Linked DNA regions of Homo sapiens: all the other regions are linked to region 2. The links are chromatin loops, found by intact Hi-C in ENCODE. Cell type or tissue: dorsolateral prefrontal cortex. All regions are shown on one strand.

What was found. Peaks named below come from ENCODE experiments on the same cell type or tissue, not always from the same donor. Only the 100,000 strongest peaks of a DNase experiment are listed, where the experiment ranks them.
Region 1: a loop joins it to region 2, with 5 times the contacts of the local background. A loop is called at or near these places in 55 of 110 quality-filtered maps.
Region 3: it touches region 2 in a loop (2.0-fold over the local background); 57 of 110 quality-filtered maps call a loop at or near these places.
Region 4: a loop joins it to region 2, with 4 times the contacts of the local background. A loop is called at or near these places in 58 of 110 quality-filtered maps.

The regions. Positions count from the first base shown.
Region 1 is chr20:63,907,903-63,911,902 of GRCh38, forward strand. All of the region lies in intron 1 of DNAJC5 (DnaJ heat shock protein family (Hsp40) member C5), which reads left to right. It also overlaps the pseudogene RNU1-134P. Among named protein-coding and RNA genes, the nearest start is that of MIR941-1, 9.5 kb to the right of the region's middle. RefSeq lists an enhancer at 2,454-2,953. In dorsolateral prefrontal cortex, a CTCF peak has its summit at 1,915 (motif pointing right); DNase peaks (open chromatin) are centred at 1,939 and 3,539; H3K27ac peaks cover 1,443 bases.
Region 2 is chr20:63,971,712-63,975,711 of GRCh38, forward strand. It overlaps SAMD10 (sterile alpha motif domain containing 10), which reads right to left. Exons shown (of 5, transcript NM_080621.5): 4 at 3,981-4,000; 5 at 2,405-3,821. The coding sequence ends at 3,799. Among named protein-coding and RNA genes, the nearest start is that of ZNF512B, 3.8 kb to the left of the region's middle. In dorsolateral prefrontal cortex, CTCF peaks have their summits at 2,353 (motif pointing left) and 2,559; a DNase peak (open chromatin) is centred at 2,310; H3K4me3 peaks cover 758 bases; H3K27ac peaks cover 2,027 bases.
Region 3 is chr20:63,773,558-63,777,557 of GRCh38, forward strand. It overlaps ZBTB46 (zinc finger and BTB domain containing 46), which reads right to left. Exons shown (of 5, transcript NM_001369741.1): 3 at 2,121-2,405. Among named protein-coding and RNA genes, the nearest start is that of ZBTB46-AS2, 32 kb to the left of the region's middle. In dorsolateral prefrontal cortex, CTCF peaks have their summits at 1,755 (motif pointing right) and 1,955; a DNase peak (open chromatin) is centred at 1,744; H3K4me3 peaks cover 1,468 bases; H3K27ac peaks cover 669 bases.
Region 4 is chr20:63,784,318-63,788,317 of GRCh38, forward strand. The region is part of intron 2 of ZBTB46 (zinc finger and BTB domain containing 46); the gene reads right to left. Among named protein-coding and RNA genes, the nearest start is that of ZBTB46-AS1, 22 kb to the right of the region's middle. In dorsolateral prefrontal cortex, CTCF peaks have their summits at 2,110 and 2,310; DNase peaks (open chromatin) are centred at 1,449 and 2,114; H3K27ac peaks cover 4,000 bases.

The sequences.
Region 1 (4,000 bases), 64 kb before region 2:
CTACGGGCATGTGCACCATCACGCCTGGCTAATTTTTGTATTTTTAGTAGAGTCGGGGTTTCACCAGGTTGGCGAGGCTAGTCTCGAACTCCTGAGCTCGTGATCCCCCCACCTTGGCCTCCCGAAGTGCTGGGATTACAGGCGTGAGCCACTGCGCCTGGCCCTGAAATTTCGCATGTTTTACGGTTGGCTTGTTAGGGTTAAATTGGTGCACCTTATACTTGGTTGCATACTAGACTCACTGGAATGATTTGACTTTCGTCATAGTTGCAGAGGCACTCTGAAACCCTATGTATGTGCTTCACCAGGGACAGCCCCACGCATGGGAGGTGGTGGCCAGCCATCACCCCAGGGTGAATTTCTCTAAGAGCAGTCCTAGGCCAGGGGGTGAGTGTGGGAAAGTCAGGGCCGTTTCCATCAGTTAACGTTTCAGAGCGGGTTCCCGCTGGAAGTGCTGGAAATACCCAGATGCCATCTGTAGCATTTTATGAACTGTGGCGGATCCACTCTCTGTGTCTTGAGCTTCTGCTCTGTGGTCTGCTCAGTGGAAGCATCCTGTCAGTCCACTGTACAGTGGGGTGGAGCCGCAGCCAGGGTGGGTGTGCCGTTTGATTGGTCACGGAATGAACAGGGCAAAGGTCACTAAGTAGATATGATACTGCAAGTAGGATTGTGGTCATAGGTATTTTTATGAATTTGTGTTATGTGAAGTTGAGGATTTGAATGTTGTGATTATTATATCCAGATAAAGTTCTAGCCTGGCACAGTGCAGGCACGTGCCTGTGGTCCCAGCTGCTTGAAGTGGGAGGAGAGCTTCAGCTCAGGATTTCCAGGCTATAGGGAGCTGTGGTCCCACCATTGCACCCCAGCCTGGGTGACAGAGTGAGACCCCATCTCAAAAAGAAAAGAAAAGAGGCTAGGCGCAGTGGCTCAGGCCTGTAATTCAAGCACTTTGGGAGGCTGAGGCAGGCGGATCACTTGAAGTCTGGAGTTCGAGACCAGCCTGGCCAACATGGTGAAACCCCCCCATCTCTATTAAAAATACAAAAATCATACTTACCCGGCAGGGGAGATACCATGATCGCGAAGGTGGTTTTCCCAGGGCAAGGCTTAGCCATTGCACTCCGGATGTGCTGAGCCCTGCGTTTTCCCCAAATGTGGGAAACTTGACTGCGTAATTTGTGGTAGTGGAGGGACTGTGTTCACACTGTCCCCCCCGCCCAAAAAAATAAAAATACAAAAATCAGTCGGGCGTGGTGGCTCACGCCTGTCATCCCAGCACTTTGGGAAGCCGAGGTGGGTGGATCACCTGAGGTCAGGAGTTTGAGACCAGCCTGGCCAACATGGTGAAAATTGGGAGGCCGAGGCGGGCGGATCCCAAGGTCAGGAGATCGATACATCCTGGCTAACACAGTGAAACCCCGTCTCTACTAAAAATAAAAAAAAAAAAATTAGCCGGGCGTGGTGGCGGGCGCCTGTAGTCCCAGCTACTCGGGAGGCTGAGGCAGGAGAATGGCGTGAACCAGGGAGGCGGAGCTTGCAGTGAGCCGAGATGGCGCCACTGCACTGCAGCCTGGGCGACAGAGCGAGATTCCGTCTCAAAAACAACAACAAGAACAACAACAAAAAATTAGCCGGGAGCAGTGATGCGTGCCGTAGTCCCAGCTACTCTGGAGGCTGAGGCAGGAGAATCACTTGAGCCTGGGAGGCAGAGGCTGCAGTGAGCCGAGATTGTGCCACTGCACTCCAGCCTGGGCGACAGAGCAAGACTCCGTCTCAAAGAAAGAAAAAGAAAGAAAAAAGTCTTCCCCGTGAGAGTAGATTTCTACTGAATCGATTGCTGGTTTTATGCCTTTTCTTCCGTGATAGGAAGTATGTCCAGACTCATCTGGCTGGGGATCCTCAGGAGAGCCTGCGGGGGGCAGCAGAGGCCCGCCTGGGCCAGGGCGTGCACCAGACCAGAATCCTGCGGATTTAGTATTGTGAGGGTAGAAGACCAGCAAGCAGCATGACCTCGTGGTTACTGATCTTATGAAGAACACTTGTCTTTCATATTTGGGACTGTGTTAAGGTTTTCTGGAATATTTTTGGTTGTAGTAACGATTCTGCTTTAGGAGCTTTCTTCTCTAGTGTTGCACAGACCTGAGTGATTTGACCAGCAGTGCTGCGGTAACGGAAGACCACTCGTGTCTTCAGACTCGTTCTGTTCCTGGGGGTGCTTGCTTGTTCTAGGCCCCCTTTGTATGGAGAGGTTCAAACCTTGATTGAATAGTCGCTACCCAGGTGTCATAACCTGTGGCCTCATTGGTGTCACCTGGACTTTTTGTCTGCTGTTTGCACCATCGAAAGTGATGTGCGCTGGCCGGGCGCGGTGGCTCACGCCTGTGGTCCCAGCACTTTGGGAGGCGGGGGTGGGCAGATCACAAGGTCAGGAGATGGAGACCATCCTGGCTAACACGGTGAAACCCCATCTCTACTAAAAATACAAAAATTAGCTGGGCATGGTTGCGAGTGCCTGTAGTCCCAGCTACTCGGGAGGCTGAGGCAGGAGAATGGCGTGAACCTGGGAGGCAGAGCTTGCAGTGAGTGGAGATCGCGCCACTGCACTCCAGCCTGGGCAACAGAGCGAGACTCCCTCTCGAAAAAAAAAAGTGATGTGCGCTTGGGACTGGGAGGGCGAGGCCCGAGGTACCTGGGTGCCCGATGCCCAGGAGGGCATGAGTGTCGTGTTGGATAACCTGCTCTCCAAGTAATAGGGTTTTGAGAATGTTTTTTTTTTTTTTTAATTGAGACAGAGTCTGACTCTGTCGCCCAGGCTGGAGTGCCATGGTATGATCTCGGCTCAGTGCAACCTCTGCCTCCCAGGTTCAAGCGATTCTCCTGCCTCAGCCTCCCAAGTAGCTGGGACTACAGGTGCCCGCCACCACACCCGGCTAATTTTTGTATTTTTAGTAGAGACGGGGGTTCACCATGTTGGCCAGGCTGGTCTATCTCCTGACCTCATGATCCGCCTGCCTTGGCCTCCCAAAGTACTGGGATTATAGGCCTGAGCCACCATGCCCGGCCTGTTCAATTCTTTGTATTCAAATGTATATCTGGAGTTATTTTGTTCAACTTCTGATCTGCTTTTCTTTTTGAATTACTGTATTCTAAGCATCAGTTTACAAGAAAAAAAATCTTTATTAGGTTTCCAGACCCAAGTCAATACCAATAAAATTAATGCAGCAAACATTCACTGAATGCTCTATTAGGACCTGGGGCAGTAGATGAGTCTGTGAATTAAAAGGGCTTCAGCATGTGGGGTTTGGTTTTGTTTCTCTGTAGCTAATCATACCTTTGGAATGGTTTTATAGTTTCAGGAAACCGTGGTTCTGGGCAGGGTGGCAGCTATGGGTTGAGGCAGTTGATCCTTCCTCAGGTGTGGCCGCTGGTCTTGTTGCTTCTTGACATTAACTTTGTGACTCACGAGGGCAGGCGTTCGTTTTCTGTGGCACTCTGTGTGTGAGCGAGCATGGGGCTTGTTACTGTGTGAAAAGGGCCAGCTGCCCTGCCTGTCTGCTCCTCCCTGGCTCGGCCGGGCGCTGCCATGGCTCCAGCTCAGATTCACTTCCTCTCGTACTTGGATGCTTGGTGATGGTCGTGGAAGCAGTTTTATTTTCTCTTGCTGTTCTCGTGTTGCGTTAAGCTCAGCATCACTGTTGCTTTTTATTCTTAGAATTAAGGAGGAAAGCTGAAATCTTTTGGGGATTTCTGTGTTTCCAGGGACTTTAGGAATTCTTTTTTTTTTTTGAGACAGGGTCTTGCTCTGTCAATCAGGCTGGAGTGCGGTGGCGCGATCTCGGCTCCCTGCAGCCTTGACCTCCTGGGCTCGAGTGATCCTCCCATCCCAACCACCTGAGTAACTGGGACCACAGGTGTGCACCATCACGCCTGGCGAGTTTTTGTATTTTTTTTTTTAATAGAGATGGGGTTTCACCATGTTGCCCAGAATGATCAAACT
Region 2 (4,000 bases):
GCCTTAGGAGGGCCATTCTTACCTGTTCACAGCACCCATCTCCCAGGGAAGGCCTCAGGCCTCAGGAGGGAAGAGTCAAGGAGACTCTGGGTTTTCATCTTGTGCCCATAGAGCATTTTTTTTTTTTTTTTTTTGAGATGGAGTCTCTCTCTGTTGCCCAGGCTGGACTGCAGTGGCGCCATCTCTGCTCACTGCAACCTCCGCCTCCTGGGTTCAAGCAATTCTGCCTCAGCCCCCTGAGTAGCTGGGATTACAGGCACGTGCCACCATACCCAGCTGATTTTTTGTATTTTTAGTAGAGACGGGGTTTTACCAAGCTGGCCAGGCTGGTCTCGAACTCCTGACCTCGTGATCCACCCACCTCGGCCTCCCAAAGTGCTGGAATTACAGGCATGCGCCACCGCACCCAGCCAGCATTTTTTTTAAAACCATGTGCATATATTACTTTTATAATTAAAACAGACTTTTAAAAGTTTCGTAATGCCCCTTTTTGCATACTACAAATATTCTGGACTCCTTAAAATTGATGTGGGCTGGAAGTTGCTAGTCAGGAAATGGAACTACCAGGTGTGCCTCCTTCGCTGGGGCCCTTCCGGCCCAGTCGGCCCCTTTCCCTGTACCCCGTGGAGCAAGCTCAGAGGCACTGCTAGGGGGTTGGGCAGTAAGATTTTTGCCTTTCCTCAAAGGGGCCTGGGATCTGCTTCACTCAAGGCTGGTGCAGAGCACTCACATGGAGATTGGAGGTTGGCTCTTATAGAAGAGGCAGTCAGTCAATCCTTCCTTCGGGAATCTGAGTCAGAGAGGCCAGTGCACACCAGCCTGTGTGACCCGAGGAGGAAGGGGAGGGCATTCCCTGTGAGGCTAGCGTCATCACGTCCTTCCCTTGTTGACCTTTCCCACCCTGGGGACGGGACCAGCAGGATTTCCTGAGGGGTCAGTGTGTGTCCCCTTAGGTGCAGCCAAGGCCGTCAGCTCTCCCTGTGTAAGTCTGGGTGTCCATACATGCGACCTGTTTGGACATTGCCGTGTCAGGATATGACAGTGTCCCATGCTAGGTGAGACCAATGCCTGTCTGTATTTTAGCATCTGGGCGACTAGACCTCAGGGTACCTGGGGACGATGTGTCTGGATTTCAGTATCCATGTGTCCAGGCTGCGGCATGTCTCAGTGTCAGGGTGCTGGTGAGGGACGGCTGTTTTCTGTGAGCATCTACATGCCAGGGTGTCGTGGAATACAGTGTGTTTGTGTGCACCGGGGATGTGCCGTGTCCCATGTGTTTCTATGTGTTAGGAGGTCGTTGTGTGTCTGCATGCTAGTATTTGTGTATTTGTGTAATGACATCTTTGTATGGGGGCATGCTGTTACATACCTTTGTGTCTGTGTGCCTGGCCAACTACATGCATGTGTTTGTGTGTGTTGGTGTTTGCTGGTGTCAGTGTCATTGAGTCTCTGTGTGTGGTTTATGCTCTTATGTGTCTGATTGCTGTGTGTGTGTGGTGTGTGTGTGTGTGTGTGTGTGTGCTGTGATCTGTGTTTGAGACAGGGTCTTGCTCTGTTGCCCAGGCTGGAGTGCAGTTGTGTGGTTAGAGCTCACTGTGCCTTGAACTCCTGGGCTCAAGGAATCTTCCTGCCTCAGCCTCCCAAGTAGCTGGGACTACGGGTATGCGCCACCATGCCTGGCTAGTTTCAAAAGTTTTTTGTAGAGATGGGGTCTTGCTATGTCACACAGGCTGGTCTTGAACTCCTGGCCTTCAGCGACACTCCTGCCTTGGTCTCCCACAGTGCTGGGATTGCAGGCGTGAGCCACCGTACCAGGCCAGATGTTTGTGTTTTATCCCTGAACGTGTGAATGGGATCTTATTGGGAAAAGGGTATTTGCAGATGTGATGAAAGATCTTGTGATGAGGAGATTATCCTGTATTACCCAGGTGGCCCCAAATCCAAGCATCCTTATAAGAGAGAGACAGAGGGAGATTTGAGAGACAGAAGAGGAGGAGGTGATCTGATTACAGAGGCGGAGACGGGTAATGCCCATGCGCCCGAGTTCCCCCGGCAGCCACTGGAAGCTGGAGAGGTGAGGAGTCGCCCCAGGAGGCCCTGAGGGAGCTGGATTTTGGACTGCGGCCTCCAGAACTCCAGAGAGAATGAATGTCTGCTGTTCTCAGCACCCCTCCGTGGTCCTCTGTCACGGCAGCCGCGGGACCCTCACGCGCTGTCTGGGCCGTCCCTTCCAGCGTGTCGGGCGTTGTGTCCAGCACTGGGGACCGCCCACAGGCGTGACTTGAGCCCTGTTTCCAGCCTCTGCGCGGGGTTGCCCAGACGCCCCTCCAGGGCGTGACGCCACTGCCCCCTGGTGGCCGCGGCTGCCCAGACGCCCTCTCCTCGCAGACCCAGCACCGCCAGCACTTGGGAACCAGCTTTATTTCTGATTTTTTTTTTTTGTCAGAGTATAAAAAAGTGAGTGCAGCAAAACAAGGAAGACGAGACAGGCGTGCGTGGGCCAGGGCAAGACAGAGGAGAAGGGAGGGAAGCAGAGGCAGAAGGGCCCCTTGGGCGAAGGCTGATGGTGGGAGGCGGGCAGAATACTTGCGCAGCCACACAGGGGCAGGGATGAGGGTCTCCCCGTGGTGGGGGCTTACAGGATGGGAGCGGCCAGGCCAGTTGTCCAAATTCCACCTGGGACCTGCAGTGACCAGCCTCGAGTCTGGAGGCTCAAAGCACACAGAGGGGACTAGGGGCTCAGCCTCATCTGTCCCTGAGATTTTCAGAAGCCACAGGGGGACTGGGAGAGGGCAGAGGCGCAAGAGGGTGGAGGCGGCTAGGGCCGCCCTCACTGTCCTTCCGCCAGGCAGCACCAGCCCCAAACCACCCAGAGAGGGGTTGCTCAGGCCTCTGGGAGGGTGTAAGGGGAGTGGCCCTGGGAAGGCCTCTCCCCTGAATCCAGGCCTTCTTGGGAAAGCAGCAATGGGAAGGCCCACGCACAAGGCCCTTGTTCTTGAGGGCGAGGGGGGAAGACCATAAAAGCAAGATTTTCCCAAAGATAGGGCAGGGAGCACTGCTAAGCCTGGGCCCTGGGCGCGGAGCCACCTGGACAGGGCTGGGGTTCTCGTTGTGCCACATTTTGTCTCTGGCGCTTGGTCAATCTGGTCCTTTCTCAGCTTTACTTCTCATGAATAGAGGGGGTGTGGTGACGATGTATAAATAATGATGAAAGTGCTTGGCATGGTGCCCGTTAGGCGGGTGCTGATGGCCACTACTCTAGATGATGGGTTGGCCTGCTGGGCCCTGGCAGGTGCATGGGCACAAGCCACAGGGAGCCGAGGCAGCTTATGGTACCTGTGTGGGCCAACCTGGAGGTGCTGGGGAACGACCTAGAACTGGGCTGGGTGGGTGGACAGACAAGTGACTCAGCAGGCGATGGGGGACCGACATCACGTGGAGAGGGGAATGTAAATAAACAGACTCCCTGGGAGTCTAGGGGGGACATCCAAACCGGTTCTGGCTCCAGGCAGCTGCCCCACATGCTGCCAGCTGCACCAGGGGAGGGCTTGGGCTCAGGTCCCAGGAGGTGGGGCCACACTCAAGCAGCCCCCTACCCACCCAGCCCCAGGGCACGACCTGGAATGTCCAACCAGAGGCGCCTGGAGGTGTGATCCTGGTCCTGTCTGTCCGTTGGGCCAGCCTGGCCGCCCCGGCATCCCGCAGGGTCCAAGAGGCGCTGCGGGGCCAGCTTGGCCTCCTCCCTAGCCGTGGACTCCCATCACAGTGCTGGGGTCTGGGTTCAAGCCTCAGCAGCAGCTAGGACATTTTCCCGAAGGAAGCTGTGTGATGGAAGAGGGTGAGAATGGGGTGGGGTCTTTGGCATCATCTGCATTAGGGCGCTTACTGGGGCCTGCAGCCGACCTCCTGAGGTCATCCCACCCCACACTCAGAGGGGCTTCTCCATCAGCCCCCAGGCCTCTCTGGCACCTCACACTGACCTTGGCTGAGCAGCTGCAGG
Region 3 (4,000 bases), 200 kb before region 2:
AAACAGCACCCAAGCCCCTCATGTGAAAAGGCGCTCGGAGGGGAGGGTAGTGAGGGAGGCCTGGGATCCCCCTCCGACGGCACCCACGGGCATGTGCCACCGGCCGCACCCAAGCTGCTCATGTGAAAAGGCGGTCGGAGGGGAGGGTAGTGAGGGAGGCCCGGGATCCCCCTCCGACCGCACCCACGGGCATGCGCCGCTGGCCGCACCCAGCCTGTCCCTCCTGACGCCCACGAAACGTGCCCAGCGCTCCATCTGACCGGCTGGCCGACTGCAGGATGCCCACATGCCCTGCCACCGCCTCCTGGAAAGGCCCCAGTACCCCGGGGTTTGCTCAAATCCAACCATTTCTGCTGACAAGTACACTTTTGCATTTGAGAGGGGACGGGGCCAACATCTTGGAGCATAAATCACAAACACTCTGCCTGCACCGTGTTTGATATTTTAGAAACGCTATTTTGTTTGAATTCACAACAGCTGTGTAAGTGGCACCCCCCGCCCCCCCCCCCCCCCCCAGTTTTTCAGATGTGGGAAGTGAGGCCTCAGGATGTCTGTGACAGCCCAGCACCCACAGCTTGTCCCGTCTGTGCAGTGCTCAGCCCTGAGCCTCACTTTCAGGGCCAAGACCCTTCGACGGACACGGCTCCTCACTGAGTACACGGAATAAAGGGAAGGTGAACACCACTTTCCACATGTAGTCTTTATTACCCACAAACAGTTGGCATCAGTGCTCACACCAACGCGAAAATTCGAAAGAATATTTTAGTGCTTATGAAAACAAAGTTGTAAAAATATTGTTTTTTAGAGCAGCGTAAAGAAACAGAGAAACAGATATACTTCCCAAATCCCAGCATCAAGGACAGCTGGCACGTTTCCTTCCTTCACTTCCCTCAATACTCAGCAAACAATGTGTCCACACCACTCAGCACGCCTGGACCCCAGCCGCGGAGGTGGGGGCATCTCATGCCGGACTCGCTCCCTCCTCCCCTGGAGAGAAACGGGAGGCGCCTCACTCACTCTCAGCCGCATGCTGAGTGCCAGCTATGTGCTAGGTGCCAGCACCAGGCCTTGCCCGGGGGCCCACATGAGCGCGAGACCAGAAGGCAGCTGGCTGGGGGCTGGCTGCGGTGGGTTTTTTTTGTTTTTTTTTTTGTTTTTTTTTTTGAGACAGAGTCTCCCTCTGTCGCCCCGGCTGGAGTGCAGTGGCGCGATCTCGGCTCACTGCAAGCTCTGCCTGCCGGGTTCACGCCATTCTCCTGCCTCAGTCTCCCGAGTAGCTGGGACTACAGGCGCCCGCCACCACGCCCGGCTAATTTTTTGTATTTTTAGTAGAGACGGGGTTTCACCGTGTTGGCCAAGATGGTCTCGATCTCCTGACCTCGTGGTCTGCCCGCCTCAGCCTCCCAAAGTGCTGGGATTGCAGGCGTGAGCCACCGCGCCCGGCCCCTTTGTTTTTTTAAACTCCGAAAGCTGAATGCCCCCGTCTTGTCAGGAAGTCAGTCAGTCTGGGGTGAGCCCGACACGCAGCAGTGGCTGAACTTTTGGCCACATCTCGGCAGGCGCGTCGTCGTTTGGATTCAGCTGGGGACATTTACGTTTTAAAGACAACCTCCGACGCATCTTTAAAAGTCACACGCCACCAGCATCATCCAGCGAAGGCAACGCAAGGCGAGGCCCCCAAGTGCAATCGGCTCGCAGCGGCCGCCCCCATCTCCCTTGCGCGAAACGAGCCTCAGCACGAAGGCGACAGAGGGGCCGGCAGGGGGCGCCCGAGCCCGTCTCTGGAGCACAAAGACCCCCGGCCCCTGCGCGACCCGGACGAGCTCGCATTCAGCCAACGACTCCTGTGAGAAACATTCCAGCAAGCACTCGGCTGCTCCCCTGCCCGCCGCGCTCACAACCGCGTCCATTCCCTCCTCACTCTAAAGCCAGCCCCCCGTGCACCTGAGAGGCCAGTCCAGGCTGTGACGCCGCATCCTCACCTCCCGCAACAGGGAGGTCAGCAGGCGGCCGAGCAGCAGGGACAGACCCTCAGCCTCATCTCATCTTGGCCCGGGACCTGCAACCCTCAGCCTTCAAAACCACACCAAAGCCAAGCGGCCCCCAGGGCCTGCACTTACGGGACAGCGAGTGGGCCCCTCTGGGCAGGTACTCGAACAGCAGGGAGCCGTCATCCCCCAGCACGTCGGCCTTCAGCGACAGCAGGCTGTTCTTACTCATGAGCGCCGCGCGCAGGTTGGCCACCGCGGTGGCCTGATGCAGGGCGTCGTCCTTCTCTGGGGTGAGGGGAGGGCCCAGATAGCTGGCTTCTCCTCCCAGGAGACCCTCCTCCACCTGTGCATAGAGCTCGGCCCTCTCTCCTCGGCTGTCGGAGCTGCTGGCTTCGGTGACGGACAGGTCCGCATCTGGGGACAGAGGGACACACGTCAGAAGACACGGGTCGTTCCCAGACTCTCCAAGTGGGACAGGCGACACATTTAGAAGGACAGCGACCAGCTTCTGCCTGAGCTACAGAGCAGCATCAAGTCCAGCCCACCCTGGGAGCCGGGCACCTGCCCCAGCAATGCAGCAGCCTCGGCCCAGCCCGGCCTTTCCTGCCCACCCAGGTCCCATGGCTGCGGTGGAGTCTCAGCCAAGGCTTTGGAGGACGGCTCAACTCAGAACAACGGGGTTGCCCTCCCTGGACGAGGCGCTGCAGACCTGGTACCTGCTCTGCTCCAGGGCCGAGGGCCTGAGAGTCAGAGGCTCCTGGGGCGGCAGTATTTCCATCTCGCAAAGACGAGGAGAGGCTCAAAATGGATCAATGACGTTAGAGCTAAATCTATAAAATTCTTAGAAGAAAATCCGCATGATCTCAGATTTGGCAATAGGTTCTTAGATACAAAACCAAGCACAAGCAACAAAATAAATTGGACTCATCAAAATTAAATGTCTGTGCTTCAAAGGATACTACCAAGAAAGTGACGCCGGGTGCGGTGGCTCAAGCCTGTGATCCCAGCACTCTGGGAGGCCGAGGCGGGCGGATCATCTGAGGTCAGGAGTTCAAGGCCAGCCTGGCCAACATGGTGAAACCCCATCTCTACTAAAAATACAAAAATTAGCCGGGCGTGGTGGCACGTGCCTGTAATCCCAGCTACTCAGTAGGCTGCGGCAGGAGAATCGCTTGAACCCAGGAGGTGGAGGTTGCAATGAGCCGAGATCACACCACTGCACTCTAGCCTGGGCGACAGAACAACGCTCTGTCTCAAAAAAAAAAAAAAATTGCAACCTATATATCTGATAATAAAAAGGCAAATACTGTAACTCAATATAAAAATGGGCAAAAAATCTTACTAGACATTTGTCCAAAGAAGATGTATAAATGGCCAAGACGCACAGGAAGAGATGCTCAGCATCACCCATCACTAAGGAAACGCAAAACACAACACGATTCCACCACACAATACGGTTCCAGCACACGCCACGGTTCCACCACACGCCACGGTTCCACCACACGCCACGGTTCCAGCACACGCCACGGTTCCACCACACGCCACGGTTCCAGCACACGCCACGGTTCCACCACACGCCACGGTTCCAGCACACGCCACGGTTCCAGCACACACCCACTGGGATGGCTGGATATAAAAAGGCCAGGCACCGTGGCTCACGCTTCCAGTCCCAACATTTTGGGAGGCTAAGACCGGAAGATCTATTGAGAACAGGAGTTCAAGACCAGCCTGGGCAACACAGCAGGACAAAAAGTTAAAATAAAACAAAATTAGCTGAGTGTGGTGGGTTGTGCCTGTGGTCCTAGCTACTCAGGAGGCTGCGGCGGGAGGATCACTTGAGCCTGAGAGGTTGAGGCTGTGGTGAGCTGTGATCGAGCCACTGTACTCCAGTCTGGGTGACAGAGTGAGACCCTATCTCAAAAACAACAACAAAAAAGATCAGATAATATTGGCAAGGATGGGAAGAAATCAGAACCCTGGAACCTTGCTGGTAAGAGTGTAACATGGTG
Region 4 (4,000 bases), 190 kb before region 2:
CAGACAGGAGGCTTGCAGGCAGTGCTAGGCACCCGAGAGGCCATTGTCCCCCATCTGGAGCTCCCGCAGTTCTGATGTACGCTTAAAAATCCCAACATGTCAAGCTCCCACCTCACCAGGGTTCAAGTACACACTTCACAGAACACACAGATCCTCCTGTAGCAGCACCGCTTAGGCATGTGTGGGGCCATTTAGTTGGGGCACCTGGGCTGTTTCTTTACCATCTTCTCATGCAGTAGCTACACATCCACTTTGTCAAGGCCTCACCAGTCACCTCTCAGGTCCTTACTGTGCTCCCTCCGCAGATGAGAAGGAGACGCCAGGGCCTGGGGAGGCACGGGCCTGCCTGCCTGCCCCATAGCTGCAAACATGAATCTGAACATTTTAATGCTATTTCCCACAAGCTCTCATAGAAGTGAACTGCTGTAACTCAGAAATAAATTTCAAGGGATACTGTTTCTTGGAAGCTGCTCAGTTAGAATGAATTTGGCCTCCCTGCCTAGAAAATCACTCTTAAAAGCAAACAGGCCTCAGGGTCACCAGGGGCCGGGATGATGCACAGAGGGGTTGGGGCATCGGCGTCGAATGATCCACGGTGACCACTTGACATGTGTCCTTAGAAAAGAGACTTTGTGGCCGGGCGTGGTGGCTCACGCCTGTCATCCCAGCACTTTGGGAGGCCGAGGCAGGCGGATCACGAGGTCAAGAGATCGAGACCGTCCTGGCCAACATGGTGAAACCCCGTCTCTACTAAAAATACAAAAATTAGCCGGGCGTGGTGGTGGGCACCTGTAGTCCCAGCTACTCGGGAGGCTGAGGCAGGAGAATGATGTGAACCTGGGAGGTGGAGGTTGCGGTGAGCTGAGATTGCACCACTGCACTCCAGCCCGGCAACAGAGCGAGACTCAAAAAAAAAAAAAAAGAAAAGAAAAGAAAAAGAAAGAAGGAAAAGGGACTTTGTGGCCCGGCACACTGGCTCACGCCTGTAATCCCAGCACTTTGGGAGGCTGAGGCGGGCGGACCGCTTGAGGTCAGGAGTTCGAGACAAGCCTGGCCAATATGGTGAAACCCCGTCTCTACTAAAAATACAGAAATTAGCCGGGCGTGGTCACGGGAGCCTGTAATCCCAGCTACTCGGAGGCTGAGGCAGGAGAATCACTTGAACCCAGGAAGCGGAGGCTGCAGTGAGTCGAGATCACACCACCGCACTCCAGCCTGGGTGACAGTGACGCTCTGTCTCAAAAATAAAAAAAATTTAAAAAAGGGCCTTTGCTTCTATAAATGGGATGAAAATTAAAAATCCTCTTCTCTAAGATAGAATAAATCTTTAATGGAAACAAACTGACCTCCATGGGATCATGATCTACTTCCAAACCCCAAGCTTCCAAATCCCAGCCTGAGGGCTCAGACGGAGGACGCAGCTCAGGGAGTCACTGGCCGCCACAGCGTGGGCAGAACCATCCTCCATCCTCACACAGCTCACAGCCTTGTGTCCTCATCTTAGCAACTCGGAATAATCTAATGGAAGAGTTTCACAGTTGCCTTGGAAACCCAAGGGATTTAAGACTCTAACAAAAGTACACAGCCAAAATCACTTGTTGGATTCTAAAAACACCTTCTGCTCGACAACTGCATTTAAAGCATTCAGCCCACAGGCTTAAGGAGTGCACTATTTCTCAGTGCCTGCATCGACTCTCATAATACAAAGGCCTCCAGCACGGGCACCTGCCAGCGAGTTACGTGCACGCACAGGGAGGTGGCCTGGGACCACTGGGAGGGGCCTCGCTGTGCTGACAACGGACCCTGCAGCGCATCTGTAAACATCAGAATAAACCCCCCAAAGCCGTGTCTCTTGCCAGGGACCACTGCTTCTCAGATTTTAGTTGGAGCTAGTGGAAGATTATAAACAGTTACAAGCAGATGGAAAGGCCACTGGCCCTGACCTGCTGCCTGTACACTCTCCACACGCACAGCAGCACATAGAGAAACGATTTTCCCAACTGCTAATGTCTGGAGACATTTTTGGTTGTACCAACGGGGGATCCAAAGGCAGGTGCTCCTGGCATCTGTGGGTGGAGGCCACGGCTGCTGCTAACATCCTGCAGTACCCAGGACAGCCTCACGATGGAGCACAACTCAGCCCGAGGCTGAGTTAAACCAACTGCTGTTTTTTGTTTGTTTTGAGGTTTTTTGATTTGTTTTGTTTTGTTTTGAGACAGGGTCTCAACCCTGTCTCCAGGCTGGAGTGCAGTGGCGCGATCTCAGCTCACCGCAACCTCCGCCTCCCTGGTTCAAGAGATTCTCCTGCCTCAGCTTCCTGAGCAGCTGGGACTACAGGCGCGCACCACCACGCCCAGCTAACTTTTGTATATTTAGTAGAGACGGGGTTTCACCATGTTGGCCACGATGGTCTCGATCTCCTGACCTTGTGATCCGCCCGCCTTGGCCTCCCAAAGTGCTGGAATTACAGGCGTGAGCCACCCCGCCCGGCCTCGGATAACTTTTGTATTAGAAATGGGATTTCACTACTTTGCCCAGGATAGTCCCAAACTCCTGGCCTCAAGGGATCCTCATGCCTCGGCCTCCCAAATTGCCTCCAAAAGGGATTTTGGGCCTGAGCGACTGCACGTGGTCACCAACTTTTACTGAACATCCAGGGTCTGGCCGTAGCTCAGTGCAGGACGCACAGCAACAACAGATGAGAATGAATAAAATCTACATTGTGTCAAAGTAGAACAGCATTTACCCGCAGGTGGGGTAGAGGCAAGAGGAAGGTACTGTATGACGGATACAGTTTCCCTTTGGGATGATGGAAAAGTTGTGATCGCAGAACTTCATGCGCCACAGAAGGGCATTTTGGTCAGGGATGGACCACAGATAACCACTGTGGTCCCGTAGATTAGAACGCAGCCGGGAAATTCCTGTCACCTGGTGGCGTGACAGGAATAGCCATCGCCATCCTAGCCATCGCCATCCTAGCCATCGCCACATCCTAGCACAACTTTAAAAAATCAGTTTAGTGTAGGCCACGCCAAGTGTTTATAAAGTCTGCAGCAGTGCACAGTTCTGTCCTCAGCCTTCATGTTCCCTCAGCACTCGCTCACCCAGGGCAACCTGCAGTGCAGCAAGCTCTGTGCATGGCAGGGGCCCTACCCAGGCATGCCGTTATCTTGTATACCCTATTTTTACAGCACCCTTTCTATGTTTAGACACACAAACACTTCCCATGGTGCCACAGCTGCCTGCAGTGCTCAGCACCGTAACTAACACTGGCAGGTTTGTGCTGGGCCTATAACCGGCTGCACTTTCTAGTTTTGTGACGGGCGCTCCATGACGCTCCCAGAGCAACAGAATCGCCTAGCGATGCGTTTCTTGGAACCTATCCCTGTCATCAAGCAACGCGTGACTTTAATGCCAGTGAAATGTACATTTGAAAATGGTTAAAATGGTAAGGTTTACATTATGTATGTTCTACCACAATGATAAAAGTTAACGTATTATCGAGCTGTGTTCACTCCCGGCTCTCGCAGATCTCTCAGCGACGGAGAGGAGGGACCAGGGTCAGGAGAAGAGGCCACACCCGCCCTGCCCAGGAAGCCCTCCAGCCAGGGGGGCAGGCAGCGTCTCCCACTGCGCCACCCACACACGGCATCTGCGACATTTTTCAGGGCCTCCCACCCTGCGGCTTGCTGTCTTTCGTCCTCCTCTGTCCACTCACGCCCTCCCACGTTCATTTCCAGGCTTCATCCTGGAGGAACCTCCCCACGGGCAGCACCTGCTAGGACACCTCCATTTCTTCTTTCCTTTAATTAAGAGACAGGGTCTGGCTCTGTCGTCCAGGCTGGAGGGCAGCAGTGCAATCACGGCTCACTGCAGCCTGGACATCTTGGGCTCAAGCCATCCTCCCGCCTCAGCCTCCCAAGTAGCTGAAGTACAGGCACAGGCAACACCACACCCAACTCCAAATATCCTTCCTTGACTTGGGCCACAGCCTGGGGAA